Regions from separate parts of the Mus musculus genome. Here region 2 is linked to region 1. A link is a loop called in an ENCODE intact Hi-C map of the cell type or tissue named here. Cell type or tissue: left cerebral cortex. All regions are shown on one strand. Links, peaks and the distances in the headings refer to the core of each region. The heading gives the core; the rest is flanking DNA.

What was found. A loop is a pair of places that touch in the nucleus more often than their neighbours do. Peaks named below come from ENCODE experiments on the same cell type or tissue, not always from the same donor. Only the 100,000 strongest peaks of a DNase experiment are listed, where the experiment ranks them.
Region 2: it touches region 1 in a loop (9-fold over the local background); 2 of 42 quality-filtered maps call a loop at or near these places.

Annotation. Positions count from the first base shown.
Region 1 is chr19:35,433,916-35,449,865 of GRCm38, forward strand. No RefSeq gene overlaps it. Among named protein-coding and RNA genes, the nearest start is that of Gm24006, 240 kb to the left of the region's middle. In left cerebral cortex, for the core only: no CTCF peak of the experiment used is centred there; a DNase peak (open chromatin) is centred at 8,740.
Region 2 is chr19:35,295,359-35,311,308 of GRCm38, forward strand. No RefSeq gene overlaps it. Among named protein-coding and RNA genes, the nearest start is that of Gm24006, 100 kb to the left of the region's middle. In left cerebral cortex, for the core only: no CTCF peak of the experiment used is centred there; DNase peaks (open chromatin) are centred at 7,607 and 7,776.

The sequences.
Region 1 (15,950 bases), core at 4,081-12,080:
AACTGTTCCAGAAGAGATGTAAGACATCGATGCCACTGAGGGGAAGAGAGGGAGAGAACCCTGTCCTCTGGATGTAGAGGAACGAATCCAGTCCTCTGGATGTAGAAGGAAGTTACTCTTGGCAATGGATGGGCTTTTCCTGTAGGGCAAGCTATGCTTCAAAGCTTTCAGGAAAGCTTCGCTATCCACCTTCTGAGAGTGAGGAGTATTCGGTTGGATTTGAGTTTTGAGCAGAGTGATGAGAGCTTCAGATAATTTTTGAAGCATTTCGAAGGAGAAGAGAATTGAAGAAATATTAAATGGGTCAGTCTAGGTGTACAAGTTCTCCTGGATGCTCTTGAGAGCCTCAGCAGGATGTCAAAGGCATGCCGCAGTGTGGATCTCAGGGCAAAGTGCTGTCGTAAGTAATATAGTAGCACATGGCATCATGGAGCTCAGTTCCCGATGAGACAGCTGACTGGAAAAGCCACAAGGCTCTGGACAAATGAAAAAATAAGGTCATATAGATCCTAAAGGTGCAGAAGAAAGAGAAGCAAAACAAAGTTTGATTGTCTCTGTGATTTAAAACAATGTAGGAGAGATATAAAATAATAGACTGGACATAATGGTGTAACAAAATAAACTCAGTTATGGCAAGTGAGTTGATTTAAAGACACTTTGGTAGATGATGCCTGGTCAGTGGTGTTTAAAACTGTCGCTGATTAAAGTTCAGATGAAGAGTCTCGGTACCACTTGTTCCAAATGACTGTTTGTTAGCCAAATAGAAGTTCAACAGAAGGAAGAGTTACAATGTAAACCAGACAATCCAAATATCAGACATATGAACATGCAGCCAGAAAACAGCAAATAACAGAGAAAAGTCTCCAGTGTCACATGATCTTAAAATATGGATATAGTAAGTTGAATGACTTCCCTCAAAGTCTTCCATATCTCTGGAGCTGGTGACCACATTACTTTACGTAGTAACAAAAAATAATTTTCTTGATGTGATTAATCCTGGGGATTTGAGAGGGGAATGTTATGCTAAATTTTCTAGGTAGACCCAGTCTACCTAGAAGATCCTTATAAGAGAGTCAGAGTCAAAGACAGAGTCACAGTCAGAGACAAAGAGCAAAAGACTGCAGAGATCAAATGATATGAAAACATTAGCCAAAGGAGGTAGGTAGCCTTTAGAGGCACTAAACAAACAAACAAACAACAACAACAACAAAACTAGGGAACAGATTTGTTCCCGACCCCACTGACAGAATGCAGTTATACCAAAACTTTGATTTTTAAAACTCCTTACTTCTATAACTACACATATGTTTTGAGTTTTTGTTGTTGTTGTCCTTGCTTCCCTAAGACATTGGCTCATATGGCACTGACTGGCCTTGAACTTCTGATAGCCCTGCCTCCAGCTCTCAAGTTCTGGGTTACAAAGCAAGAACCACTGTGTCTGTGATTTATGTTGTTTTAACTCATCGAATTTGTTACAATATTTGTGGAAAACTTTAGGGATTGGCTTTGTTCAAATGCATGCAGGATGTAATAAAGGTCATTTGCAGAGACCATTGTCGCATAGACTGGTAGGAGTTGGAGGTGTAATAACAATGTTCTTCATTGGTCTGGCAAAATACTGAGCAGAAACAACTTAAAAGAGAAAGGTTTGTTTAGCCACACAGTTTGAGGGTACAGCCCATCATGGCAGAGAAGGCATATATCAGTGCATAAGGCCATTGGTCACATTGATTTAAGGAAGCACATAGTGACAGATGCTGGTGTTCAGCTTGCTTTTTTTCCTTTATTCAGTCCAGTAGCACTGCAGTGAATCTAATTTAGAGATTCCTTCATGGATGGGCCTAGAGGTTCACTTTCTAGGTTAATCTACATCCAGTCAAATTGATAAATAACATTTACCATCATAGGAGGGAATATTTTAGTGAGAAAGAGGCATATCAGAAAGGCAGTGAGCAGTTTCCTTCTGAATGGAATGACAGAACTCCTAGATTGAAGGAAGCATTATTCAGCTCTATGCTCTGTCTGGTTCCTCAGACAAGTGACTTCTTGCTACCAGCCTTACTTCTCAGATCCTATGGTGATTTCCAGCAGGATTTTTTTCTCTTGGAATTCTCTTTATATAAAATTTACTCTTCTTTTTTATCTTTCCTTATGCTAGAACAACAACAACAAAAAATTCATTACACTCTAATTGAGAAACTCTTTCAGAATCATCCAATTAGGTGTGCTTTCTTGAACAACAAGGCTTGGAAGAAAATTGTTCTTTCTGCTTTTTCCTTTTGCTCAGTTCAGGAACACTGCAATGAACCTGATTTAGAAACTCATTCCTGAACAGACCCAGAGGTTCACTTCCTAGGTGGTTCTAGATCTAGTCCTATAGCTCACTGTAGACCTTATAGATTACTAGGCCCACTATCTTCTAGGATGTGTGGTAGACTTAGAAAGAGACAGCTATATCAAGGTTCTTTCAGCAAAATCTTGCTGGCATATGCAATAGTGTCTGGATTTGGTGACTGATTATGGGATGGATGAGGAGACAGGAGGGGAAAGGGGGAACATGATCTGGTATTGGGGGAGAGAAAACAGGAATGAAGCACTGAGGGACAGCAGAATGAGTGGAAATATGCGCCTCAGAGGTGGGAGGTGGGGACACCATCCAGAAAGTACCAGATATCTGTGAGGTGAGAGACTTTCAGTACTCAATGGGAGTGACCTTAGATGAAATAACCAACTGTGGGGAAAGGGAACACAGAGTCCACCTCCAGTAGATAGACAGGGCTTCAAGAGGAGGGATGGCATTACCAACCCATAGTCAAAATTTCTGACCTACAAGTGTTCCTGTTTAAAAGGACTAAAGAGAAAAAAAAAGGGAGAAGAGACTGAAAGGCAGTGCAGTGACTGGCCCAACTGGGGGTCCAGCTCAAGGGGAGACACCAAGGCCTGACACTATTACTGATGCTACGATGTGCTTACAGAGAAGATCCTAGCATGACTGTCTTCTGAGAGGGCCAAACAGCAGCTGACTGAGACAGATGCAGATACTTACACCCAACCATTGGACTGAAATTGGGGACTCCTTTGGTTGAATTATGGGGAGAACAGAAGAAGCTGAAGAAGACAGTGACCTTATAGGAAGATCAGCAGTCTCAACTAACCCAGACCCCTGGGAGCTCCCAGACACTGAGCCAGCAATCAGGCAGCATACAGGAGCTGATCTGAGACCCCTGACACATATAGCCTGGTCTGGTCTTGGTGGGAGAAGATGTGCCTTATCCTGGAGAGGCTTGAAATCCTAGAGAGAAGGAAAGCCTGGTGGTGGGGGAGCATCCTTTTGGTGACAGGAGGAGGAATAGGATGAGGAACTGTAGGAGGAGTGACCAGAAGCAGGGGTAATGGCTGAAATTGTAAATAAATAAAAATGTATGAACAATACCCTTCAGTGCACAATTATTCTTACAAGAAGGGTACTTCTGGTATCCAAATTAAATGAATCCCATGGCCTTCAAAAAAGAGAAAATTTATTAACATCCCTACATAGCTATAACGTCTATATACCAAGAAGGACTGGCAAGATGTCCATTACATGGTAGTAGTTGAATTATATCTTAGGGGTAAACAACAGCTGTCCAATAGGACCTTAATTCTACTTAGTTGGAAAGAACTCGTACCTGGCAGTGTAAACTTAGCTCAGAATCTGTGGATGGAGAGGTTATAAGTGCTAGATAAGAGTTTATTACTACCATATTTGTGATAGGTTTTATGTCAGTGATCCCATACTTATATGTTTGAATGCTTGATTCTCAGGAAAAGAAGAGAAGGATGGTTTAGCAGGCATAAAAGGAGTAGAGAGAGGAAGAAGGTGTAAATAGACAAATATCATAAACTCATGTGTGAGATCCTCAAATTAGACAAAAGATATTCCACAAATATTTGAGTCACTCCTACGGCAATAGATTAGAGATTCCAACTCTCCATATACATTGTCTTTTGATCTCTGCCCTGTTGACCCTCGATGGCCTCAGCATAAGTTTCTGTAGCTACCTGGGACTCACAACTGTACACATAATCCTAGAACAATCTCATTGCAATGCTCATATATGAAGTCACACGCAGTCACAGAACTCTAGTTTAACATTCAACATGTATTCAGATGATAGACATTGATGTTTCCGTTTAGAAACATGGGCAGATCTTTCATCACCAAATAAAATGTGTATATAATCTCTCTGGGTTCTATTATTTCTGGTTGGCCTAGCTCAAATCGCACAGCTTCAGTTTCTAATTTAATGGAACATTAAACACCCATTTTCTGTTACCTAAATTACACAGTGCCTGTTATCTATAGAGCTTACATGCAAAGTATTTAAATGGAAAATGGAAATAAAAATAAGCAATGGGTGAGTGCCTGCTATCAACACTCATAAGTGATCCCATAATATCATTATATCCAGTAGGTAATGAATGATAATTTTTTTTATTAATTTTAAAATTAAGATTTGTTTCCTTTAGCTAATTAGGTTCTCATTTATTCACACACATGCTTCTGGAAACATTCCAGTCGAATTGATTGTGACATATTGATCTCTCTCTCTCTCTCTCTCTCTCTCTCTCGCTCTCGCTCTCGCTCTCTCTCGCTCTCTCTCAATATACACAGCAGACACAGACTGTAATAATTCACTTGTTTGGCAGAAAAGAGTTCTGTCAAATACACTTTAAAATTCCACTAAGAAAGAAAATAAACATAATCAAAAGCTGCCTTTTGCTGAGGTTATTCAAAAGATATAGTTTCTTCTTTTATTTATCCTAAGCACAGGGAAACTGTGTTTAAAATTGTTTCTGACATATTAAGAAATGCAGACAGGTATCTGGTAAGATCAATGCATGAATACTCATTAAGAAAAATAGTCTGTTATCCAATTGTACTAATTGTATATTAAAATAAGTTGGGAGTAATAGACTTTTTCCTTTCACACTACATAGTAATTAGGTCTGGCTATCACCCCAAAGATCCCAACCCTCTCATTATATATAATGGCAGCTAAGTATGCACCTATGCATGAATGTCACTTTCTGGATCATCCACTCCACTTTTCTTCTATGTACAAGGTATCACGTGGTTTTCCTTAAGCAATAGGGATTAAAAGGACATTGCCCATCACTCTGCATCCTACCAATGGTTTAATCTAGACTGCAACTCTAAGGAGAACTTTGGCTCATTATTATGCCTTTTCCTTCCTTCTTGTTTTATCTACTTCCATTTCCTATATTTCCACTACCGCTCCCATGTATTCAAGGCTTCCCATGCTTAAGATTCTTTCTACATTTTTATACAGTCATTTTCGGCTTTTTCTCCACTTTCTGCTCTTGCTGACCATACCATGAACTTTTAATTCTAGAACTAGAAGTTGTTTTTGCTGGTTGCAAACAGTTCATTGCGTTCAAGAATTCCAATAATAATTATTCATTAATCATTTCTTTCATAAATCATATTTCTGATAGAATTCATATTATAAAATTTCTATAAATGAGAAATGGCAGCATTTTCTCTATTATATGCACAAAATATCTGGTGTCACGGTTCTAGTAATGTATAGGTAGAAAATCACAAGTCCAGAAGTAGAAAAACACTGCTGGTGTCAAGAGTTGGACACCACTGGTATCCGATATTTAAGGACACTGATGGGCAGTAGGCAACCCTCCCCTAAGCTGATAGTACTTAGCCACAGAAGTTAATAAAATGCTCCTATAACAGCAACTGTCATGAAAGAAGCATGTGAAACTTGGATTATCAACCATGGCTTCTGTTTTAGTCAGGGTTCTCTAGAGGAACAGTGATTATAGAAGTGATTTATTAGACTGTATTCAGACCAGTCCAGCTAGTCCAGCAATGGTTGTCTATCAATGAAAGGTCCAAGAATCTAGTCGTTTTTCAGTCCATAAGGCTGGACGTCACAACTGGTCTTCAGTATGCACTAGAATTCCAAAGAAATAGGCTGCAATGTCACTGAAGGAATGGACTTCTAGTGACAGCAAGATCAAGCAGCCGAAAGAGACAGAGACAGAGAGAAACCCAGTATCTAGGTCATCTCAAATCTTAATTTGTAAAGTCAAATGATGGAGATTTTGTTAAAAACAACAATACATAGCAAGGCAGCAGCTTTGGCTTCAGAGAACAGAGTAAGTAAGCAACACTTGAAAGTAGAAAGGATATGAAGCCAAGTCTTATGGTCACATAGATGTGGATAAAAGGCTTAGATTCTATTCGACATGTAGTGAATTTTATTGAGACTCAACTTATGTACCAATTATTAGTGCCCTAACTTACATAATTTCTTTTTTTAAGAGGGAAGATTTATATTCTCTCACACAATAAATTTCAAAACTATGGGAGTTCCTTAAATAGTTATCTCAGTGCAGCAATAATGTCCTCCAAGATCCAAGATTTCCACATCTGGCTGCTTAATCATCCATAATGTGTTGCTTTTATTTACATGGTAAGATAGCTACCTAAATTTTACATCTGTAACTTTCAGAGATGAAATATTTTATAAGTAGAATAATTTTGGGAATAGAGTTGAAATAATGCATAGACTAGCTAAAATGGATAGAAGTTTGTTCTTGGTGTGTGAAAGAAGTATGGAGTTAGTAATTTGGGGGTTGTTTTCGTGTTTCCTTGAAGCTATCCTGTTGCAGGATTTTCCCTGTCCAATTACGTTAGTGAAGAGGAGGTCTGTGATTGGACAGGGAAAAGGAGGGAAAAGGGAGGTCTAAGTGTTGAAGAGAGATGGGGAGAGCCTCTCAGATGAGGAGAAGCAAGATGGCTGCTGACATTTACCCAGCTACAAAGTAGCTATGATTTCACAAGGTTAGAAATATTGAGATAAAGTTTTTATCATTATCAGTTGGCTCTGAAATTATTTATTGACATCTTGTAAATTGTGATATTATTGATACATAAATCTGATTGGTTAATTAAGAGTCTTGATTCTACTGGGGATCTATTTGATTACTGGAGTGTGAGGCCACCCATTACAGGGGATTATAGCAGAGAAGGAACTAGTGGCTTGTGGGACAATCAAGTTAGATGCTGTGGGAGCTAGCTGGGGAGATTTGACAGGCCTGCAGGAGCCTAAAAGCTTGGTCTAGCACCATAGAGAGTTGGTGAGCTCATTTTTAAAATATTTCCCACAACACTATCCAATTCTTTTCAACCTTCCACCCCACCCTACATGAGATAAATAGCCCATCCACAAGGTTGACTATTACTGTTGGCCTTTCTGACATTTTATTTTCATCCCAATCAGCAAAATGTAATATGAAAGGAAGAAAATGGGTATCATTCTTTATCATCATGGGGACTTTTCAGAAGTACTCTCAAAATTTCTCTATAAATCTGATTACGTTCAACTTAATGACAATGGAGCATACAGAGTGAGATAATCTGTGAAATGTGATCTTTGCACATCATCCTATCTAGTTAAGTCCCATCTAGCAACAAAGAAGATAAAGAAAATGGATATCAGGGAAATCACGAAATCCTTGGTTCTAGAAAATATTGCTTCCTTTTGTCTTAGTGGACACAAAGCTTAGCAGCTCCATGACAAATACCATAGTCGGGTAGAATCTGCATTTGGGAGGAAATCTCTGGATCAGAGAATATTGGTTTGAAATTCTGGGTTTACAACTTAAATAAGATTCCTTACCTCTCTGGCATTCAGTTCTTTAATATGTCTAAAGAGTATGTGCATCTTTAAATGTAGGTCTATAAGGCTTTTGAGTAATTAAACCTTGAACTTTCACAGGTGGTCAAAGTTTTTGATATGCACGCACAGCAGTTTGAAGCTAAGATGAAAGGATGGACCATCCAGAGACTACCCCACCCGGGAATCCATCCCATAATCAGCCATAAAAACCAGACACTATTGCACAATGCCAAAAGATTTTGCTGAAGGGACCCTATTATAGCTGTCTCGTATGAGGCTATGCCAGTGCCTGGCAAATACAGAACTGGATGTTCACAGTCATCTATAAGAAGGAATAGGGCCCCCAATGGAGAAGCTAGAGAAAGCACCCAAGGAGCTGAAGGGGTCTGCAACCCTATAGGTGGAATAACAATAAGAACTAACCAGTACCCCAGAGCTCATATCTCTAGCTGCATATGTAGCAGAAGATGGCCTAGTCAGCCATCACTGGGAAGGGAGGCCCCTTGGTGTTGCAAACTTTATATGCCCCGATGCAGGGGAATGCCAGGGCAAAGAAGCGGGAGTGGGTGGGTAGGGGAGCAGGGCAGAGGGTGGGTATAGGGAAATTTTGGGATAGTATTTGAAATGTATATAAAGAAAATATCTAATAAAAAATGCAGTACCATAATAGAATCCATATTATACAACTGATACACACGAATAAAGTGACTTTGTATCTATATTTTAGTACTGGGGTCATCATAATGACTAATATCATGCATCTGTTGACTTCTTACCAGAGACGAAAAATACCTTTTGAGTTACAAGTCACTGCTGGGACATATATATGAGCATCAGATTAGACCTGTGGACTGTGGAAGTCATAAATCGTATACGTTGCAGCAAATATAGGCTTTATCTATCTCTCCCTCAAGGATGTTAGGATAATTTAAAATTGTCTTAAGTTGGAAACTCAGCTACAAATTGTAATCATTCCCAACATATGGTATAGAGTACAGCGGATGCTACTGTTCCAGAAACCAAGATGAAAATCTAAAGAAACTAAAAATATTTTATTTAAACAACCTTTCTCAGTGCATCTGCTTCTGTGTTAGAGCAGCTGCTACAATCCCCGAAAGGGGGGTTTTTTACATGGGGCTATATTTATGTTGCCATGACTTAATTTGTATAACTCAAACTTAATTGTCTTGATGATGTTTTTATGCTTCTGCCACTAGAAGAAAGGCGGGTACAAGGAAGAAACAAATGGCTGAGGGGAGACTTATGGAAAGTTATGTACATTGAATTCAAAGAGTAAGGAGGAGGAGGCTAGCAATCACTAGAAACATAAAGAGGACTAGGAAAGGAGAAATGAAGGGGAAAGCCTAATGGTGTACAGAAATAGTATAATTGACTTAATGATCTATAATTCAACTATTTCAATAATGTTATAGAATGGAGTCATTAATGATAACAGATAGTCAAATAGACAAAAGTGTTAACTTCATAAGACATGTATTTTCAATATGAAATTATAGTGAAACAGAGTAAAAAGATTATATATATATATATATATATATATATATATATATATATATCCATGCAAGAAATGAGCATAAGGAAGCAAGGGATATCAGAAGAGTGATGCCAAAATGATGCAAACTTAATAATTTTACCAAAGATGAATATTGCTACAAAATACAAGGAATGTTGCTTGGATAGTCCATAGGAATAAATGTCAAGTGTATCTGGATGGCATCATATACATACATATTTATGTATCTAATAACATAGCTTCCCAATACATAAGGAAAAACTGAACAGATTTAAATGAGACATAGGTGAATCCATTACCATGGGATAGTCTAGTAAATTCCTACCAGAAACTGATATAATAGGTCAATTAAGCCAGGACTTCAAAGCATTCTCATACTCCCTAACAAGACTGAATTATTTCCCTCAGACCCAGATCTCAAAAACACAAATCAAGTAAAAATAATTTGACTGATAATTCCAAGAGCTTTAAAGAATATGATCAAAGTACATGTGAAAAAAATTTAATTAGAAAATAAATCATAAAATTTTTAGCTTCCATGTTAGGCATTTTTTTGTATTTTGGAAAGTATTCTCTATGTGAATTATATACTTTACAAATTTAATTAAAAATGAAATTGAAAACAGTTCAGACTCTATGTTAGACATTCCAGTATTTTAGAAAGTATTCTCCACATGAATAAAATTGTCATGGTCAGGAAATAACTCTTTGTTTTATGAATAGGAAAAAATTAAAACCTGAACAAAAAGAAAAAGAAAGAGAGAAAGAGAAAGAAAAAGGAGGAGGAGTTGGTTGGTTGAGTGGGTGGGGAGATGGGAAGGATCTGGGAAGATTTGAGGGATGAGAAGTTAGCATCAAATTATAGTGCATAAAAATATTTTCAATATAAAAACAAAAAATAGTCTTTCTAAAAATTTTCAAATGAGCTTGGAATATACTGAGATAAAAGAAAAGTAAGTGGGGATTTGACTCTGCCACTTCTTTCTTTTTTTTTTTACTAGGTATTTAGCTCATTTACATTTCCAATGCTATACCAAAAGTCCCCCATACCCACCCACCCCCAATCCCCTACCCACCCACTCCCCCTTTTTGGCCCTGGCGTTCCCCTGTACTGGGGCATATGAAGTTTGCGTGTCCAATGGGCCTCTCTTTGCAGTGATGGCCGACTAGGCCATCTTTTGATACATATGCAGCTAGAGTCAAGAGCTCCGGGGTACTGGTTAGTTCATAATGTTGTTCCACCTATAGCGTTGCAGATCCCTTTAGCTCCTTGGCTACTTTCTCTAGCTCCTCCATTGGGAGCCCTGTGATCCATCCATTAGCTGACTCTGGGCATCCACTTCTGTGTTTGCTAGGCCCCGGCATAGTCTCACAAGAGACAGCTACATCTGGGTCCTTTCGATAAAATCTTGCTAGTGTATGCAATGGTGTCAGCGTTTGGATGCTGATTATGGAGTGGATCCCTGGATATGGAAGTCTCTACATGGACCATCCTTTCATCTCAGCTCCAAACTTTGTCTCTGTAACTCCTTCCAAGGGTGTTTTGTTCCCACTTCTAAGGAGGGGCATAGTGTCCACACTTCACTCTTCATTTTTCTTGAGTTTCATGTGTTTAGGAAATTGTATCTTATATCTTGGGTATCCTAGGTTTTGGGCTAATATCCACTTATCAGTGAGTACATATTGTGTGAGTTCCTTTGTGAATGTGTTACCTCACTCAGGATGATGCCCTCCAGGTCCATCCATTTGCCTAGGAATTTCATAAATTCATTCTTTTTAATAGCTGAGTAGTATTCCATTGTGTAAATGTACCACATTTTCTGTACCCATTCCTCTGTTGAGTACAGGGGAACACCAGGGCCAAGAAGTGGGAGTGGGTGGGGGGAGCGTGTGGGGGACTTTTGGGATAACATTGGAAATGTAAATGAAATAAATACCCAATTAAAAAAAGTATTGTGAGAGGTATCACCTTAAAAACATGATAATGTTAGAAAATATACAGATCAATAAAATGAATAGAGAATCCAGTTTTAAGTCTACATAACTATAGTTTCCTAAAACATGCATTGGAATAAATGGCATACTCAAACCTTCCCCTCTTCCAAGATTTTCCCCCCTCCCCATCTCCTTTGCTTCTGAGAGGGTGCTCCCCCACCCCTCAACCACCTCTGATCCCCACTTCACACACATAACCCAACACACACACCACCCTGCATCAGAATATTTAAATATAAAGATTTAGTTCCATCCATTTGCCTGCAAATTTCATGAAGTCATTGTTTTTGATAGCTGAGTAGTACTCCATTGTGTAAATATACATTTTCTATACAGTTTATCACTTCTTTCTAGTCATATTCATAGCCTTAGCATACAGATATACAAATAGATATGGACATGAGATTTAAGTACAGCAAGATATGATGCATTTTTGTATTGGCTCCTTGTAGTATGAATGCTTTAGCATCAGAAGATTAAGTTGGACCACATGTCTTCCAAGAGTGCCCTGTGCAAGCCCATGATTTTACGTTTACCTCTCTGCAACTCTGTCTTCTCAATCTTCATGTCCCCTTTACTTCTGACATTCACAGACCGAGAAATAAAGGTGATGTTGTGTGATGAATGTGGGTAACATGGCAGTATGAAGTTCCACTCAAGGCAAACCTTCACAAATAATATCAGAATTACAGGGAGATAGATGTAGGATTCTCTTTTTCTGAACACCCTTGTTATTTCTATGCATTGCATGGGTACAGAAGTGAAATGAACTGCAGTCATTAAAAAGGCAGAATTTCCAAAACTCTGTCTTTCTATTGGTTTTAGCATTCTGAAATTGTTCCCATGGACAATAAAAGTTTCACTGGAGAGGGGCAAGGACCGTACTTATCTGTGAGGACAAGAACAAATCGACTGTAGTTAGGAATTGTGCTGGAAAGGTAAAGTGGCAGTTGTGTGTTTTCCTACAATAAATCGAAGGAGGTTAGATTCAGAGGTCCCTTTCTCTCTTCCCCCCTTTGCTCATTTCTCTCCCATTTAGGAAAGGGATCAAGGGATGAAAAGAAAAGGAGGGATATATGGATGAAAGAACAAAAGAGAAAAGTAAATGTATCCATTTTTATACTAAATAGCACCAACAAGTCTCAAGTACTTTATATTTGTATGGATTTTTGTATGAGTAGAAATTTAAGGTTCTTGTTACTACATACTGTTTCAACTCTTTTTTAGAGTATTACACATATGCAATGCATTTAACAATTTAATGTGAAGTTCTAGTCTTTGAATGCTACTATTACAAGCAGTTTAGGATAATCAAGAAATGCAATTTAGTTGTTAGTCACCTATAATAACCAAACAAATAGCCTTTTAAAGTAATAGTTTAGTTAATTACAGAAATAAGCCTTATTTAGCCTCCTGTAAATGCTTTAAGTGTTAAGCAGATAGTAAGAAGCGAGAAAAAAGAATTTTTTTGTCTATTTAGACATAGTTTAGATCGATAAATAATCTTCAAACACTTTAGAGATCTACAGAATATGGCATTTAAGATTATAATAAAAAAGACTTTTCTGAAAGAGACATATCTGCTTATTGCAGCACCCCCATTCTTCCCTGAAGGAGATGATGGGCATTGAAGAACCTCCACGTGATGCTTGCTTCTACTGTGCCAAGGATAGTTACTGTGCTGTTTGAAAAAACAAAATCCTGAAATTTTGACTTACCAGTGAGGACTCAGGAGCCAGATACTGGGGTGAAATCTAAAGACAGAGAAAAAACCCAGCTGATCTTCCTACTCCACCAATGTCCCAGAAAGAAACAACTTCTTTTTCTCCAAACTGTCTTAAATACCTCCTTTCTCTTTTCTGGATTTTCTGATATTCATTCCCTGTCAACTGGTAGCTTGCTCTACCTCTTGATCTATTGTTGACTTTATTTAGCTCTTATTTACAAAAAGCTTTTGGGTTAAAGCTACGTGCAAGCTCAAGACAGAATAAACAGCACACCACAACAAGAAACAAATTTTTCCAGATCACAATCTTGGGATTCACAGTGTGATCAAGTATCCTGCAACACCATAGGGGGAAAATAAACCCTGCATTTTCCACAACTGCTAACTGCATGCTGTCCAAACAGTGGACAAACAGGACATTGGAAAAATCAACTGCCATACTTTGTTGAGAAAATGTACTCTAGTCTCTCATAATTATTGTCTGCCAGATATTCTGGGCCTGATGGCTGGAGATATATGCAACAACAATACAGAGGAACCTTGCATGACTCTCCAGGCAACCAGCATCTTTGTCATTTGTATAGTTTAGAAAGCTGCTTGCTCGGCATATCCTGTTCACTCAGGTAATATTTATCCTTCTTAGGTCTCTGATGGGGTTGAAGACTAGATAGATGTAATCTTACAGTTTTCTTTATTAAAGATTAAGCATATATAAACTTAAGTTGATTAGGATCTAAGAAAATGTTTTATGGTCTAAAATGTTGATTTTAGTTTGGTAATACATAATAAGAAAGATAATATAAAAACTTAGTGATAGACAGTGATTTAGGTACAGAATTTTGGACTTACCAAGATAGAATAGATAGTGAAGTACATTCTCCAAGGTTGCCAAATACAACTGGACTGAATATTGTGAATGTAGTTCTTACCTAATAGTTCTCATAATTGTTCTTATAATTTATTGATGTTATAGAAAAAGGCACTTGCTGATCTGAAAAAAGGGAGATATTGGGGCACATTGTGTGAAGATTGTCTTTGTATTACTCAGCTGTTAATTCTGTGCCAGAAGAGAGCTTAGTACTGGCTGGATTTTGGTATTTTTTATTCTTATGGTATTTTGGGTGTTTCATACACCTTCCTCACTTGCTGATTGGCTTAATAAAGATCTGTTGGCCAATGGCTATGCAGGAAATGGAAAGCAGGGCTTATGGGCTGAGGAGTCTTTGGGAGAAGAAGAGGTGGGAGGATTTGACAGCTGAACATAGATGTGGTTGGACACATTGAGATTGAGAGAGAGGTATCAGGCCATGTGGCAGGGTGTGGACTAGAATAATCAGGTTAATGAAGTTAGATGAACTAGCTGGGAGGTAGCCTAGCTAAGGCCTAAGGTATAATAAAATTTAAAAGTCTCTGTGTCATTATTCATCTTCTTGTGGATCCAACAGGACCCCTCTATAGCATGACCTTATTAGCTCTGAGTTTTTGTTTAGCTTTCCAGTATCAGGCATAATTGCACTCTTCTTCATCAGGTCTGTCTTAGTTAGGGTTTTACTACTGTGAACAGACACCATGACCAAGGCAAGTCTTATAAAAAAACAACATTTAATTGGGCATAGCTTACAGGTTCAGAGGTTCAGTCCATTATCATCAAGGTGGGAGCATGGCGGCATCCAGGCTGTCATGGCACAGACAGAGCTGAGAGTTCTACGTCTTCATCCAAAGGCTGCTAATGGAAGACTGACTTCCAGGCAACTAGGGTGAGAGTCTTAAGCCCACACCCACAGTGACACACCTATTCCAACCAGGTCACACCTATTCCAACTAGGCCACACCTCCAGATGGTGCCACTCCCTGGTCCAAGAATATACAAACCATCACAAGGTCTTAAGTCTAATTAGAGAACTTTTGGTTGCTTCCAAGGTGTGCATGCCACTTTAATAAGATTTATTGAAGAGCAGCTGAATTCTAGAAATTATCAAAAATGCGATCCACATGAAAAATTAGATGTCCTCTAAACAAAAAACATCTATTTTATTTTTGAAAGATAAGTTAGAAGAATGAAAAGGATTGCCTAAACCATAAAATTAACACAGGTCTTATAAAAACAATTACTTTCAGGACTGCTATCAATAACAATAAGTCATTTACCTCTTGCTATTCTTTTATGTAATACTGCATAATTTTTAAACTGGATTTTAAGGATATGCCATCTGTGATAAGTGAGCACTCTCTGTGTTTCTATAGGTCCCACCTGTAGATTTGTAAATTTCTTAATGCATTAGAACTTTGAGAAAACTCACATATAATACTCATCCAATGTAAATTTAAATTTCAGTGCTATTATAAAGTACTTCAAAAACTCTTAACATTTACTATTTCAAAGATGAAGAGCTTTATAACCCAAACTCAGGTGATAGAAATTAGCTAATATAGAAACAAAGAATATGGGGGATCAGTAAATTTCTATCAATTTCAAGGAAGATATTAATGATAATAATATACTTTTTGGTGTATGAATTAGAAAGACACAGTCCAAGTCTGTGTCCAAAAGACACAGAGAGCTCTTAGTGTGGTGGTTTGAATATACGTGGCTGTTAGGGAGTAGCATTGTTAGGAGGTGTGACCTTGCTGGAGGAAGTGTGTCACTATGGGGGTGGGGTTGAAGGTCTCCCATGCTCAAGCTCCACTTAGTGCAGAAGACACCATCTTTCTAACTGCCTGAAACACAGTCTTCTCCTGGCTGCCTTTGGATCAAGATGTACAACTCTTGGCTCCTTCTCGAGCACTGTGTCTGCCTGGACACTGCCATGTTTCCTACCCTGAGGATAATGTATTCAAGCTCTGAAACTATAAGCCAGCTCCAATTAAATGTTGTCCTTTATGAAAGCTGCCTTGGTTATGGTTTCTCTTCACAGCAATGAAACCATAACTAAGATACCTGGATACCACCAAGGTATGTGTGCCACTACTGCACCATTATGGTTATTGTAAA
Region 2 (15,950 bases), core at 4,245-12,244, 140 kb before region 1:
TCTATGAGGATAAAAATGGACAGAAATTATAATGACATTTTTAATCTTATATCTGTTAGAAATTTATTTATATAGCATTCTTTACATTACACATAAAATAACAAATATTTTCTAGGACAGACATTCCCTCTCCTCTTCTCCTCTGAGTGGGTACCCCACCTCGGTATCCACCAACTCCATCACTTCAAGTCTGTGAGAGGCTGGGCACTTCCTCTCCCATTGAAGCCAGACAAAGCAGTGCAGCTAGACGTACATATCTCAGGTACAGGCACCAGCTTTTGGGATAGGCCTGTTCCAGTTGTCCTGGACCCACATGAAAGCCAAGCTGCACATCTGCTACATATGTGCGGGGAGGCTTAGGTTGAGCCTGTGTATGTTCTATGGTTGGTGGTTCATACTCAGAGCTTCAGGGTTTCAGGTTAGTTGATTCTGTTGGTCTTCCTGTGGAGTTCCTATCCTCTTCCAGGTTCACAATTCTTCCTCCTGTTCTCCCACAAGAGTCCCCAAACTGCATCCATTGTTTGGCTGTAAGTTTCTTCATCTGTCTGAATCTACTGCTGGGTAAAAAAGAAAGTTTTGCCCTCTCAAAAGAAAGTTTGCCCCTGCCTGCAAACATAACATGGGATGGGTCTCAAGTTGGGTCAGTTATTGGTTAGTCATTCCCTCAGTCTCTGCTCTCTCCCCTGTGCCTGCATTTCTTGTAGACAGGATAAATTTGGGGTTGGAAGTTTTGTGGGTGGGTTGGTGTCTCTATCTCTCCACTGGCATTCCTGTCTGACTACTGGAGGTGGCCTCTTCAGGTTCCATATCCCCAGTGTCTCAGTTAAGGTCACTCCATTGATTCTTGGGTCTCTCCCTTATCCCAGTTCTCTGTCTCAGGAGTGACGACTAGATAGCTATGAAAATGAATGAAAATCTACAACTGACAGAAGAGAGGAGGTAGGAGCGTCTCCAGGCTGAGACATTAATAAACATCTTACTCTCAACTGTCGAGAATATCAGTCAGGTTTGGGTTCTTAGCATTGTGTTCTGATACAGTCCTTGTAGCTTTTGCATGTTTTTAAGATTTATAAAAATCTATTAATTTGTCTTATGTGTATCTGGCCTATATGTATACCTGCATGTCTGGTGCTGTGGAGGCCAGAGAGAGACATTGGTTCACTTGGAACTGTAGTTACAGATGGTGGTGAGTCACCATGTGAGTCTTGGGAACTGAACCAGAGTCACTGCAAGACCAGTAGGTGCTTTTAACTACCTATATCTTTCCAGTGTCTTTTATGTATTTTTTACAAAAGAAAATGATATTGTACTTTTATTTATTTATTTATTTGTGTGTGTGTACTCCTGTGAAGGTCAGAGGTTAACTTGTGAGAATCTTTTTTTCTATTTCTACTGGATCCCAGGAATTGAACCCAGGCTGACAATTTCTCCCTAGACTTGTTAGTATTAGTCACTTCAGCCGTTACTCACAAAACATTGTGAAACCTGTCCCAGATCCTAGCTGCTACTCCTCATAGTGTGTAGAATTGCCCATAAATCTAGTTCAGACATAGAAATTTACCATACAAATCTTGAACAAACACACAACCATCATTTTATATGTATCTGAGCCTTAATACGAATTTTGTATTTATTAGTTGCATCCTTGAAAAAACATATCAATAATCTTCTAAAATTATTTTAAGGTGAGTCATTTAGAGGTATTTTGACTGGCATGAAGCATTCATATGCTCTCTGATTTTTTATTAAGCTTAGCTATTAAAAAATAATAACTTTTCTTCCTAGAATCTGTTTTGGAAGAAATCTTTACTGACATCTATGTAAATATAGAACTTTATAACTCAACAGAATTTTTATGTTATGGCTCAGTGAATTATGTTTTAAAAAAACTAAATTTGCTTTTAGTAAAGCAGTATAGATGCTTATCACTCTTGTAAAATACAGCATATTCAAATCATTTTCATGTTTTATGGAATACTTTTCACAGAGCCAATATACTATTGTAATAGTCCTTAAGAAGTTAATAGCACTTCAGCTACAGAGGCTGCATAGATTCATCAACTCTCTGAATAAAGAGTTATATCTAAATTATATTTTCAATAAACTAAGATGATGTCTTAATTTTAAACTTATAATTAATGTTTTTGTCTGCTGTACAAACACACAGCAAGGTTTTTGTTTTGTTTTAACCTTTTGTTTCTAGAGTTAATATTTAGAAGCATTGGATCCTAAGCATTTTATAAGGTAGGCCTAACTGAGATTAAGATATTGAGAAGACAGCTTGTTAAGGGGTAGAAAAAAGATACAGGTGATACATAGCAATCTTGTAAATTAATACAAAAGCAAACTATGTTATAAATTAGGCCTGGCAAGAATAATAAGTAATAGGATTTGCAACAACATATTAACAAATAAAAATGACCACAAGTACATTAGCCAGTAATTTTTTGGACTTCTAGAACAAATTGAGTTTTAGGCTAGGGTTTGTCTTGGTGGCTAACATAAGAGCTAGTAGTTAGGGATGTATTTTAGGTTAGGAATATGTGATGATTAATGAGGATTTTTTTTTTCTCATTGGACACTGGCTGAGTGTCCTCTCATATGTCTCAGAAAGTCTCAGAAGTACAGGGCAGTAAAAGATGTGGGTGACAAAACTCTTATGCAAGCCACTGGAATTCTTCAGCTCAGGATGGGGTGAACCATGATGCATTTCCTTGTTAAACTGTACCTATTGTAAGACTAGACAACCTCGACTCCCCTGTAAAAAGCCTGGTCATGTAGTTACTCAGAGTGTGTCACAAGGAACATTTGTCTATTATTATTATTTTTGAGTCCATGGGAACATTACTGGAATATGTCTTTAATGACATTACTGCTTCTGGTATACCTCTCTTCAAGCCAATTATCTCAGAGACTAATACAACAAAAGACAGATAAAACAGTTGTATTAATTCTGTGTGCTCTTAGATCACAAAAGGTTGAACCAACAGAGATTCTTCTCAAGGGTGCCCAGTATAGTATAGACTTGCAATGTTTTACATCTGCACAAAACACAACAGAGATCTCACAAGAAATTTACTGAGATTGTAAGCATGCAGTGTTCTAAGATTCTTGTTTTTTATTCCATAACAGAGACAGCGTCCGAGTGGCTATCTGAGCCTCAGAGGGGAGAAATGATTTACTCCCAAATGTAGTTGTTTCACGAACGGTACTCAGCTGAGAAAAGACAAATCCAAGTGGCTTTCAAGCTCCAAACATGGAGACAAACAGAAAATCCAAAGCATGCTAAGCAGTGTTCTACAGAAAACAAGCAGTGCTAACACTCCACAAAAACGTCGTCTGAACTTTCAGGTCATGCAATCAAACAACCATTCAGCCAGTGGCTCAGTGGAGCTTTTAAACTGACAGGCTGTTTAAATGAAGCCCCATCACAAATTGGTGCCAAGAGTACAAAACAAACCAAGGTTCAGAGTGTGGGTTTACCAGTAACTCTCTAAATCATAAAACTAAACACTAGCATGCTTTGCACAAAACGTACAAGACAGAGATCTAAAATCCCCTTTCCTTTACTAGTTCATCAATATATTTTTATAGACAGTCAATACCAAAGGACCAGGCAACCAGGAAAAACAGCCAGTGGCTCATAACTCCCCTCACTCCAACCACAGGAATCAGTGAGTCACAGGCTTCTCTTATGGTTGTCTTTGGTCCAGTTCCCAAGTGCTGACATTCATTACAGCTGCTCCAGAGTTACCTCTCTACTTGAACAGATGGAGACCAAAGTTGATGAAGAATATTGTATTGATTCTCAGTTTGGCCAGACTAGGGAGAATACAATGCTTAGTTTCCTCTCTACTTTCTCTGTAGTCGCTACAATTTTGTAGAAAACGTGAAGCAAAATCCAGGAAATACGCACGTGTTGATTTAATGCGTTAGCTAAGTGCTTTGCCTGCCTGGTGCCAAGTGCGTTGCCAGTACGCCGATTAAAGAGACAAGTAATGGTTAGAAGCAGAGAAAGGGTATTTCTTTAATGTGTCACATTAGAAATAAGAACAAATCAAAAAGTGCAATGGCTCCAATTCCATCTTTGGGATACTATAGGTTTAACAAAAAGGTGAGGCAGAAGCAAATTGCCTGCAAAATCAAGCTGTCCTGGTTTGGCTGATCATGATCTCATCTGGGTTCTGGAGGGTGGTCTGAAGAAGGCCTTCCTGAGACAGGCAAACATAGGTATAGCCAGGCAACCTGGGAAACCTCTCACTCGAGTGGACTAAGAGCCGTATTCTTCCCAGTGAGTCAACACTTAACCTCCACCCCTCCTGTGGGTAACTTGAGTCAGGCACATCCTGCTAGGAGCAGAAATGCTAGATAATATTGGTGTTAGGTACAGGAACAGTAATGGGCCTAACTGAATGAACGGTCATTCTCTGAATGACCCATCAAAGAAAAACCCTTATTTTCTATCTCATGAGTATGTATGATTGTGCATATATTTAAGCAAACAGAATATACACACAGATTATCTAAAGTTATATGGCTATCCTCCTGTCAGTCATGGCAACAATACATCTAATTCATTTCCGCAGGGATGGAGCCCCTCACTCTGTCTATTTTTCTAAATAAGAGTCTCTAAAAGGGACTTGGAGCTCTTGCACCGTCTCCCATTCAGTCCCTTCACTTGCTGTCTTGCTACTATGTTTTTCTCGTGTGAATCAAACATGTCCCTGAAAACTGCTAGTATTCCCTAGTTCAATTCTTTGATTAAGTCTCCAGGAACCCAGAGCCTTCACTAGTTGGGGAAACTATTGGAAACCTATTTGCAGTGCTTGTTTGAGAAGAATGATCTGTTCCCTAAAAAAATTATTCCTTCTGCTCCAGGGACATCTTCACCCTCATGGCTGACTGTTCTCATCTGAGATTTTCTTACCCTGAGAATGCTGCTGTTCTGGGAATCCACAGCAACTCAAGGGCAAAGGTTAAGGACCGTGACCTACTTACCTCTATATCTTTGGCCAAAGTAAGAAGCCGAATAAAAACGAAAGCAGAAATATCAGAGCTTTATCATACTTTTTAGTTACTTTGTGGGCCCAAGTGAGAAGTCAATTTTTTTTAAGCAAAAGTTGCTTGTACATGTGTGTTTTAAAACATTTGCTTATTGGGATAAGACACAAATCACAGAAAAGACTAGCTGTGGAGTATAGTCCTCACACTCAACAGAGACACATTTTATGAGATTTCCAAAAGCAAAGTATGTGGGGGGAAGTCAACTCTGTTATATATATATTTTAAATATCACCTTAGGAATTTTTTGGGGGTACTATCTATCAAATCCCAACCACGAAAGTCATTTTGGAACAATTTGCATTTTCCCTGTTTTGAGTAAAATCCAGTACATCATGCATCCAATGACATTTTAAGAGTTTCAAATGTGTAAATGGCTGTCATGACATCAATCATGTAAATGGAGGCCACTATCCTGAAAGATGGATGACTCAGAGTAAATAGCTAGAAGAGATTAAAACACGTTTTCCCTCTACTTGTACCCCTTACATAAATTGACTCAACCTCATCCAAACTCCAAATACTTAGCCAAACTATGAGGTTTCTCTTGTGTCTCTAACTGAAGAATGTTCTAAACTTGAGGAACAGCCAACCAAACCAAGAATGTCTGAGAGAGTATTCCTTATCTGGCCCTAATAACCCCAGGTAGGAGTTTTCGATTTGCATTGCCTCAGTTTGCACACTTGTGAAATGAGAGTTGTACTTCTCATATGCTTCATGCGTAGGTTCCAGCAGCTGAACTGGGTCATTGCACTCTATGCTGCTGGCAGTATGCATTATAAATATGTTCCTGATAATTGAAAGTGTTACTATAGCAAGCAGCACAGCAGAGAACTTGCAAGGCAGGGAGCAGGGCTGTTCATTCCTCAGCTCCTTTGTCCCTAAGGGAAGTAGTAGAAAGAAAGCAGACATGTGGATAGTGGATACTTTCATCTGAGCCAGGATGTCCTACACACCAGACAGAGCCACTGTGTTCTTCAGACTTATCAGAAACTACCTTCTGTCATATAAGAAAGTGATATGGGCAAGTAGGTCAGTTTCATTTCTCTATGCTTCTCTATTGCTGTTTCTTTCTTTTATATACATACATATATAATTATTATGTATTTTCCTCAATTACATTTCCAATGCTATCCCAAAAGTCCCCAACTTCCCTACCCACCCATTCCCATTTTTTTGCCCTGGCGTTCCCCTGTACTGGGGCATATAAAGTTTGCAAGTCCAATGGGCCTCTCTTTCCAGTGATGGCCATCTAGGCCGTCTTTTGATACATATGCAGCTAGGGTCAAGAGCTCCGGGGTACTGGTTAGTTCATAATGTTGCACCTACAGGGTTGCAGATCTCTTTAGCTCCTTGGATACTTTCTCTAGCTCCTCCACTGGGGGCCCTGTGATCCATCTAATAGCTGACTGTGAGCATCCACTTATGTGTTTGCTAGGCCCTGGCCTAGTCTCACAAGAGACAGCTATATCAGGGTCCTTGCAGCAAATGCTAGTGTATGCAATGGTGTCATCTTTTGGAGGCTAATTATGGGATGGATCCCTGGATATGGCAGTCTCTAGATGGTCCATCCTTTTATCTCAGCTTCAAACTTTGTCTCTGACCTGGAGGGCATCATCCTGAGTGAGGTAACACAATCACAAAAGAACTCAAATGATAGGTACTCACTGATAAGTGGATATTAGCCCAGAAACTTAATATAGCGAGATATAAGATACAATTTGCTAAACACATAAAACTGAAGAAGAACGAAGACCAAAGTGTGGACACTTTGCCCCTTCTTAGAATTGGAAACAATTTGTTGCTCTTTCTTAATCCCCACCCTGATGAAGTCAAAGAGGATGTGGCTGTTTCATCTGTGGCCAACAGTCTGAGGAAGGAAATGGGTCTCTAACAATCACACCAAAAGACTGAATGTTTTCAGCGAGCTTTCAATTCTGTCTATATACCAATAAGCAATATTTCCAGATATGACCACAAGCCCGATTGCTCAGACAAAAGTCACTTTTGGGAGCTTTTTATGAAAGTGATACACACCTTTTCCTGTATGTTTTTCTATGGTGGGTGGTAAGTTGAGGGACAGTGTAGAAAAAACCCCCATATTCCTACTCTTTCCAGTTCCTGGCTTTTCTATCAATAATGTTCAATTGCTTTAAAGATTGAAATGATTCCATTTGGCATACTGTGTCCTAAAACTCTTGTCATAGAAATGTACCCTCATTAAACCCACATAATTGTAGCCAGTTTGAAATTCAACCCGTTGGTTAAGAAATATGTTACAACCATGAATTCCATCACTGGCACCCTGAAACCATCATGTGAGAAGCATCACAAAATAATCTGTCAGGGACATGCCAGAGTTCCCAGGAGGTGCAGTTCTGGGAACTCAAGGGATGCATGAAATAAAAGGCCACAGAATCATGGTGTGAATGTGTATACATTTGTGAGCAGAGAGAGACTTGTGTGGGAGTGGTGGTTTCTAGCATTGAATTTAGAGGATGTGACAAATTCCACATAAGAACATTTACTGCTCCAGCCATTTAAAGTGTACACTTGAGTAGAATTCAGTACATTCATTCACAGAATTTTTAAAACTGTTATCACCTTCTGTTTCCAGAACTTTTTCATCATTCTGAGCGGAGAACCATTAACCATAGCAGCTTGTTTTCCCCTCTTTCCCTCAGTTCCTGGTACATTTTATTTTCAGCCTCCCAGAAGTTTCCTATTCTAGGAACCTCATAAGACTAGTATCACGCAGTGTTTGTCCTTTTGTGTCTGGCTTCTTGCACATAGCATGATGCTTCCAAGGAACATTCACAATGAAGGAGGTGTCAGCATGCTGTTCCTCGTTCTATGTCTGAATAATATCACATTGCATGTGTGAGCTGCACTTCATGCAGGCCTTCATTTGTTGATGGCCACTTCATTGTTCACTTTCCTTTTGGTTCTTGTGAACAGTGGTGGATGTGTAAGAAGAAAGCCTTGCTTTCCATTATGTTCGTCATATACTAGAAGTGGAGCTGCTGGTTCTTATTTAATTCTGTATTTAACTTTTTAGGGATCACAAAAAACTGTATTCCATAATGTCTATGCTATTTTGTACTTCTAAAGACACTGTATAAGATTTCCATTTTCCTTATATTTTCATTAATTCTCAATACTTTTGATTTTCTAAAATTAACCACCCTAGTTGCATCAAGCAATATCTTCTGGTGCTGTGGTTGTTTTAATAGAGGGAAGCAAGGCATGAGGAATAACACCTGTGATGGAAATGTTACTGTTGATTATAGTTGGGAAGCTGAAAATTCTGTATCATAGTTCCGATGCACTTTTAGGAGCAAGGTTTTTTTTGTTGTTTTTTTGTTTTTTTTACTATTATTACTTTCAGCTTGGCCTATTTTGTTTTGTTTGTTTACTTTTTTTTTTTTTTACCAACACGATAAAAATGTCCAAATTAAATAAAGGATCCAGGGAATATAGCCTGCAGTGCCTAGGTTATTTGGGACACATGGAGAATGGCTAACCATGTTCCTTGCGGGCTTATTCAACTTTAGAAAATACCATATGCTACACCTCTTCTTGGAGAGGGTAAATATTTCAGCTTCTGTTGGGAATATTGGCTGGTTCATTTCTTGAGCAGGTAGAAGTCTGGGTTTCATAATCTAGTATTTTAGATAAGGAGAATACAAGGGTGAGTTCTTGCTATTATTTAATGCAAATTTATGCATGAATCTATCCAAGATAATGGAAAACTACTTTTCATTATTTTACTGATCTTTCATTAGTTTTGGGTTTGTGTGCAAAAGGTCCCTTAAGTTATTTGAAATTACCTTATTTTCTCTTATGCCTTGCATTCAATTATCATGACTTTGTAGAATTCGAATCCTAATATCCCAAGATGCAGAGTGACTGGTGGCATCCTTCCTCAAAGAACCAAGCCTTTCCATTGAGATAAAGCCTGGCTGTGTCCTGATTCCCTTTCATTTTAATTAGTTTCTTATCATTTCATAACACATTGGGATGGGCCTTCCTTTATATAAAGTTGATATATTCTCAATCTAATGATGTAGGAGAGATCTTAGAAGACAATTTGACATGCCATCTAATTATTAAAGAGGGAAAGATTACAGATTTTAGTATTTTAGTACACCCCAACTGTGCTGGCTGGTCTTATGTCAACGACACACAAACTAGAGTTATCTGAAAAGGGGAAATCTTACTTTTGAAAATGCCTCCATAAGATCTGGCTGTAGGGCATTTTCTTTTTTCTTTTTTTCTTTTTTCTTTCTTTTTGTGTGTGTGTGTGTGTGTGTGTTCTGGATTTTAATTCTTTTTTTTCTTTCTTTCATTTTTTTTTTAGGTATTTATTTCATTTACATTTCCAATGCTCTCCCAAAAGTCCCCCACACATACCCCAACCCACTCCCCCACCCACCCACTCCCACTTCTTGGCCCTGGCGTTCCCCTGTACTGAGGCATATAAAGGTTGCACGACCAATGGGCCTCTCTTTCCACTGATGGCCAACTAGGCCATCTTCTCATACATATGCAGCTAGAGACACGAACTCCGGGGGGTACTAGTTAGTTCATATTGTTGTTCCACCTATAGAATTGCAGATCCCCCCCAGCCCCTTGGGTGCTTTCTCTAGCTCCTCCATTGGGGGCCCCGTGATCCATCCAATAGCTGACTGTGAGCATCCACTTCTGTGTTTGCTAGGCCCCAGCATAGTCTCACAAGAGACAGCTATATCTGGGTCCTTTCAGCAAAATCTTGCTAGTGTATGCAATGGTGTCAGTGTTTGGAGGCTGATTATGGGATGGATCCCTGGATATGGCAGTCTATAGATGGTCCATCCTTTCGTCTCAACTCCAAACTTTGTCTCTGTTACTCCTTCCATGGGTGTTTTGTTCCCAATTCTAAGAAGGGGCAAAGTGTCCACACTTTGGTCTTCGTTCTTCTTGAGTTTCATGTGTTTAGCAAATTGTATCTTATATCTTGGGTATTCTAAGTTTCTGTGCTAATATCCACTTATGAGTGAGTACATGTTGTGTGAGTTCTTTTGTGATTGGGTTACCTTACTCAGGATGATGCCCTCCAGGTCCATCCATTTGGCTAGGAATTTCATAAATTCATTCTTTTTAATAGCTGAGTGTAAATGTACCACATTTTCTGTATCCATTCCTCTGTTGAGGGGCATCTGGGTTCTTTCCAGCTTCTGGCTTTTATAAATAAGGCTGCTATGAACATGGTGGAGCATGTGTCCTTCTTACCAGTTGGAACATCTTCTGGATATATTCCCAGGAGAGGTATTGCAGGATCCTCTGGTAGTATTATGTCCAATTTTCTGAGGTACCACCAGACTGATTTCCAGAGTGGTTGTACAAGCCTGCAATCCCACCAACAATGGAGGAGTGTTCCTCTTTCTCCACATCCTTGCCAGCATCTGCTGTCACCTGAATTTTTGATCTTAGCCATTCTGACTGGTGTGAGATGGAATCTCAGGGTTGTTTTGATTTGCATTTCGTAGGGCATTTTCTTAACTAGTTATTGATGGGAGAGGACCCAGGTTACTGTGCGTGGTACGATTCCTAGGCTGGTGACCCTGGGTTCTTGAAGAAAGTAGGCTGAGCAAGCCATTTGAAGGAAACCAGTAAGCAGCACTCCTCCATGGTCTCTACATCAGCTCTTGCTTCCAGAATACTGCCTGTCCTGTTTGAGTTCCTGTCTGACCTACCTTTGGTAATGAACAGAGATATGGAAGTGTAAGCTGAATAAACCCTTTACTCCCCAGCTTGCTTTGCTTTTTGGTCATGGTGTTTTGCTGTAACAATAGAAACTCTGAGACACCAATGAAGTAACTTTGCAGAGTTCTACTTATTTTACATTAGCTTTATTTAATAATTTCATATAGCAAACCACCTCCTTCAGTAGTTTTTTACTTTTTTCTTTAATTTTTGATGAAAGGAACAAGAGGAAATAACATATCATGAAAATAAGGTTTTCCATGAATGACATTTTTAAAATGGTGGTGAGGGCATTTAGATTTAATTCGCTGTCAAATATTCTTGGTTAAGGCAATCGTGGCAATGGTCTTTGGCTCCTTCTGGAATACACTTTTTTTTTTTTTTTTTTTTTACTATATGGAAGGAAGGTAGGAGGAATTGCAGGTGTATTTTCATGTACTGCTTGAATCCCATTTTAGAACAGCAGTTAGAGATATATCCACATCAGGCACCTCAAATAACATAAGATGGCACCAACTGCTCTTCTAGACCACCTGTTGGTTATAACATATTCATATTTATGTAGCAAGAGGAGGGAGTCCCAGCCAGGAGGATAGTCATTCTTTAAGTCTGCTAGATACACAACTGTTTGCTCTTTCTTCCCCAAGAGATAACCAAGTAAGGATTTAAAATAAGAACTGAGTCAGAATGAAAGGTGGCTACCGTGGCTGCACACTGCCTTTGGATAACATGATTCATTTACATATTCACAAGGACATCGTTGCTCCATTTTCACCCATTGACAATAATTTTAAGTTTCTATTGTCAACTGTAAAATGAGAAAATAAAATTCCACTTATCATTTACGAAGCCTAAGCAGTGTATATTTTATAGCCACAACAGCTTTTACACATATTTAACATCGGTGACTGGGAAAATTGTTCTGTCATAAATTTATGGACACTGTTTCTGAAAGCCTTGCAGGAGCTCTGAGTTTCCTCTGGGATTTGTGTGCACAGGTTAGGAGTCAGGATCTAGTCCCAGTGTAAACACAAGATGAAAAAAAAAAGACTCATGAATGTTCTGAGGACCTTGCTTAATAGAAGCTGATGCTTGGCCCATATGAGACTGGTAGCTCCCTCATGAAGAGTTATTGATTAATGTCCTGACAGGTGGTTTGATTTTATCTTTGAGAAGCAGAATTATATGATAAACTAGAAATGACAGTGCCTGTTGGAAAACTTCGGGTGGGGTGGGGATGGGGGTGGCATAGATGCATCACAAATACTTTGCAGTATGTATTTTCTATCACCCTCTTGCCTGGCTCGATTTTATTTCCTTACGATTGAATTCTCCTGCTTCCTTCTAACATACCTGTATTGCACGTATCTTTGAAAGGTAACTCATACATTTTAATTTGTAATATAACTAGATATCAATAAAGAAAATTAAATGCCTAATGTCAACAAGTTAGCAGAGTGGCAGGTATCCATTTGAGAAACTCTTAAGTAAGATCTATGACCATTTAAATGTGGTATAGGATGTCTTTGCAAATCATATAAGCTTCTTTTTTATTTACAAAGTTGAAGAGCGTTATGATAGAGCTAGAAAAATCTCAGACATGGCAGGGGTTTCTAGGGTTGGGGTTTCTTTCAGCTCTGTGATTAACTATCCACAGTTTTCTGTCCAGACATTTGAACATTCATTCTCTTACTTTGATTATAAATGGTCGTATAGGGGAACGCCAGGGCCAAAAAGGGGGAGTGGGTGGGTAGGGGAATGGGGGTGGGTGGGTATGGGGGACTTTTGGTATAGCATTGGAAATGTAAATGAGCTAAATACCTAATAAAATGGAAAAAAATAAATAAAATAATAAAAAAATAAATGGTCATTCACTTCAGAAAAACAATGCGATGCTTCCTTACAAAGAGTCATTCCTCTTTGAGGAAGTAAGGGTGCGATGTTCTGTGTATAAGACAAGGGGTAAGCAGGGCTGTGGTGATGGACAACTTCTGATGCCCACTCACTGGACACATCCCAACCTTTTAAATGTCTGATGCTGCCTGAGTAGAGTGGTTCAGATTTGTTCAGAGGCTGCTACACACACACACACACACACACACACACACACACACACACACACACACACACACACAGAGAGAGAGAGAGAGAGAGAGAAAGACAGACAGAGAGACAGAGCAACTATTTTTGTTATTTGTACATGCATACCATAGGGAAACCTGCAGGAGTCAATTCTTTCCCTTGACCATGTGAGTCCCAGGGGTTTAGGTCATCAAGCTTGGCAGTGAGTGCCTTTACCAATTTAGATAGCTTATTGGTCCTCCTTTTCGTTTTAAAAAATCTTTTTAACCCCTGCTGCCAGTTCTCGCAGTTTTGGTGCTACTTGCCTCTTTCAGACAGGGTGAGTGTGCAGAATGAAATGACAGCCAAAGTTGTAAGCTGAAGGGCAGCGATGAGAAACTCTTTAAGAATTCAGTGACAGCCTCCAGCACCAGACACATCTGCAAGTGTCTGGGGAACAGCAGTAGCTATGAGAAGGCCTGGTGGGCAATCCCAGGGAAGGGTCTGCCCTTTCTAGGTTCTGATTTGAGCTGCTTGTGAATACAAGGAGCAAAATCCCAAACAGTGACAATTGGTAATAAATAGCTCCCTTTTCTCTACCTTCCATCTCTTCCATCCTAGACCAGTAGGCGCTCAGCCTACTTTCTGCTCCTTTGACAGCTTCCTCATTATATTCCACCCATCACTCAAGTGCAGTTAAAATGCTAGCTCCTCTTGGAAGCCCTCTGCTTTTCCACTGTAATCTTCCTCTGCTATATCCATGGTTTCTGTGGGCATCATTCGACAGGTTGCATTCTGAGGAGCTAGGTTTGATACACATCTGGTCTGATTACCCTGGAGGATCCTAAGTTCATTGAGAGAAGGAACACACTTGTTCCACTGCCCACTGCCTAATGTAGGTGTTTATGAAACTCAGGAAATGAGTGGGCTCACCTATAGTTCACTCTCCTGACGTTAAAACACAGGCTCAAGTGTGGTTACTGTATCTACTAGCTCTGAGTCTTGAGATGAATTACAGGGCCCTTTAAGCTATCCTGTTTTGTTATTAGTTAAGTTTGTTTTTCTTTTTGCCTTCCATTTTCTTAAGGTGGTTGAAGTTGGAAAGCAGCAATTGAAAGATAATTATGAATAGAGGGAGGTCCAAGGTAAATATTTGCTGTTTATAATGAAAGATTTATGAGAGAGAGAGAGAGAGAGAGAGAGAGAGAGAGAGAGAGAGAGAGAGAGAGAGAGAGCCACAATGTAAATGGAGAATATTTTTGTTGCACCTCCTACAGACTAGCCTCTGTTGTATAGAAAGGATTTGGAAATATCTATATGTGGATATGTAAGATCTATTTATTTGGAGACCCAGGTGTATACTTGAGACAGAAGATTATTCACACTGTGTCTTATTGGAAAGGGCCTTATTTACCTTAAGCTCAGGAAGAGCTGGATCCTATATTCTCCAGGCAGCAAAACTCATCTGTTAAATAACGTCAAGTACAGGTTGGTGACTGAGTTGTAGACTGCTACTACTCCTTATTTTAAAAATCCCTCACAATACATAAATAGTTCTTGATGTTCAGGTTGCTGATGTAAAAATGCAGTTTCTTTTTTTATTATTTTTATTTATTTATTTATTTTTTACTTCAAAGGGAATGGTTTCTTCTGGAGTCAAAGGTGAGTGACCATGGATCAGACACACAGAATTAACTCATCCCAAATACTATGTACTAACACAAGAGCAATTTTATAAGGTTTAAAAAATAGTAACAGGACAAAGTAACTAATCAGGGCGCTTTTCAAACACACTGTTGGGAACATTAAGTGAGGTGGGTGTCAGCACAGCAGGGGAATCAGTTACAGGCTTCGGCTATCACCTGGAGACATTCTTAGCCTTCAGACTGATGGCAGTTTGTGATCTAATTGTATATGTCAGGATTTACCTAATAGCCACAAGCATGGGTGATAGGTCAGATACAATGAATGGTTACTAGGGTTGATTATAGGTAGTCCTAAGTAATTTGACACAGATCCTGCAACATTTCCACTTCCCATAGTCATAAAAGTCCTGATCATTAGGCAATCCTCCTTGTAGAATCCTTAACAAAGCTGTAGCACCCTCCTGCCCCAATGCTCCAGTTCACAAAACAACCACATAGAATGAACTAATATATCAATGATGGAAGGTGAGATGGGATAGGGGGGTTGCAGAGGGAAAACTGGGAAGGAGGATAACATTTGAAATGTAGGTAAATAAAATAACCAAAAAAAAATGCATTGAGGAACCTGGGAAGGTGTTTTAGGAGGCAAAAATGCTTGCTGAGCAAGCATGATGACTGGAATTCAGGTCTCCGGTAGCAATGTAAGTTCTGGGTGGGCAGGATGGCCCTCCTGTAATCACAGAATGTGGGAAGTGGAGACAGGATCCCAGGAAAAGCTAGTTGGCTGTGTAAGCTGAGTCCTGAGGTTTTGGATTCAAGTGAGAGAGACCCTTCCTCTCCTTACAAAGTGGAGAATGATCAAGAAAGACACCTTACATCATTCTCTGGCCTCTGCATGTATGTACACACATATAGACACATATCCTCACACACATGTATTGTATAAACATACATAACCATGAGCATGGATATATATATATATATATATATATATATATATATATATATATATACACACACACATCTTTTAAAAGTTATTGATCACCCCAAGAATTTTTGAGTGAACCTTTCTTGATGTTGGTCACACCATAAATAAAGTCTAAAAAATGGTTATTAATCCAAACAAAATAATTAAAATCTGTAGTGTTGTGAGACCCCGACTTAGAGCATTTCTCCCTAGAAGGCAAAGCCCCTGGATGTTCCCCAAGCTTGTTTTCCCTGATCTCTAAAACAAAACAAAACAAAACAAAACAAAAACAAACAAACAAACAAACAAACAAACAAAAAACAGCCAGAAAGAAGCTCTTTGTTCTCTATAGCCAGCAAAAAGCCTTTTTGTTCCTGGGCCTTACAGCCAGAGATGCAGGAAGACCTACAAGGACATGGAGATAGACACCAGAGAGGAGGCTGCAGCTCACTCCCACCCCTCACCAGAAA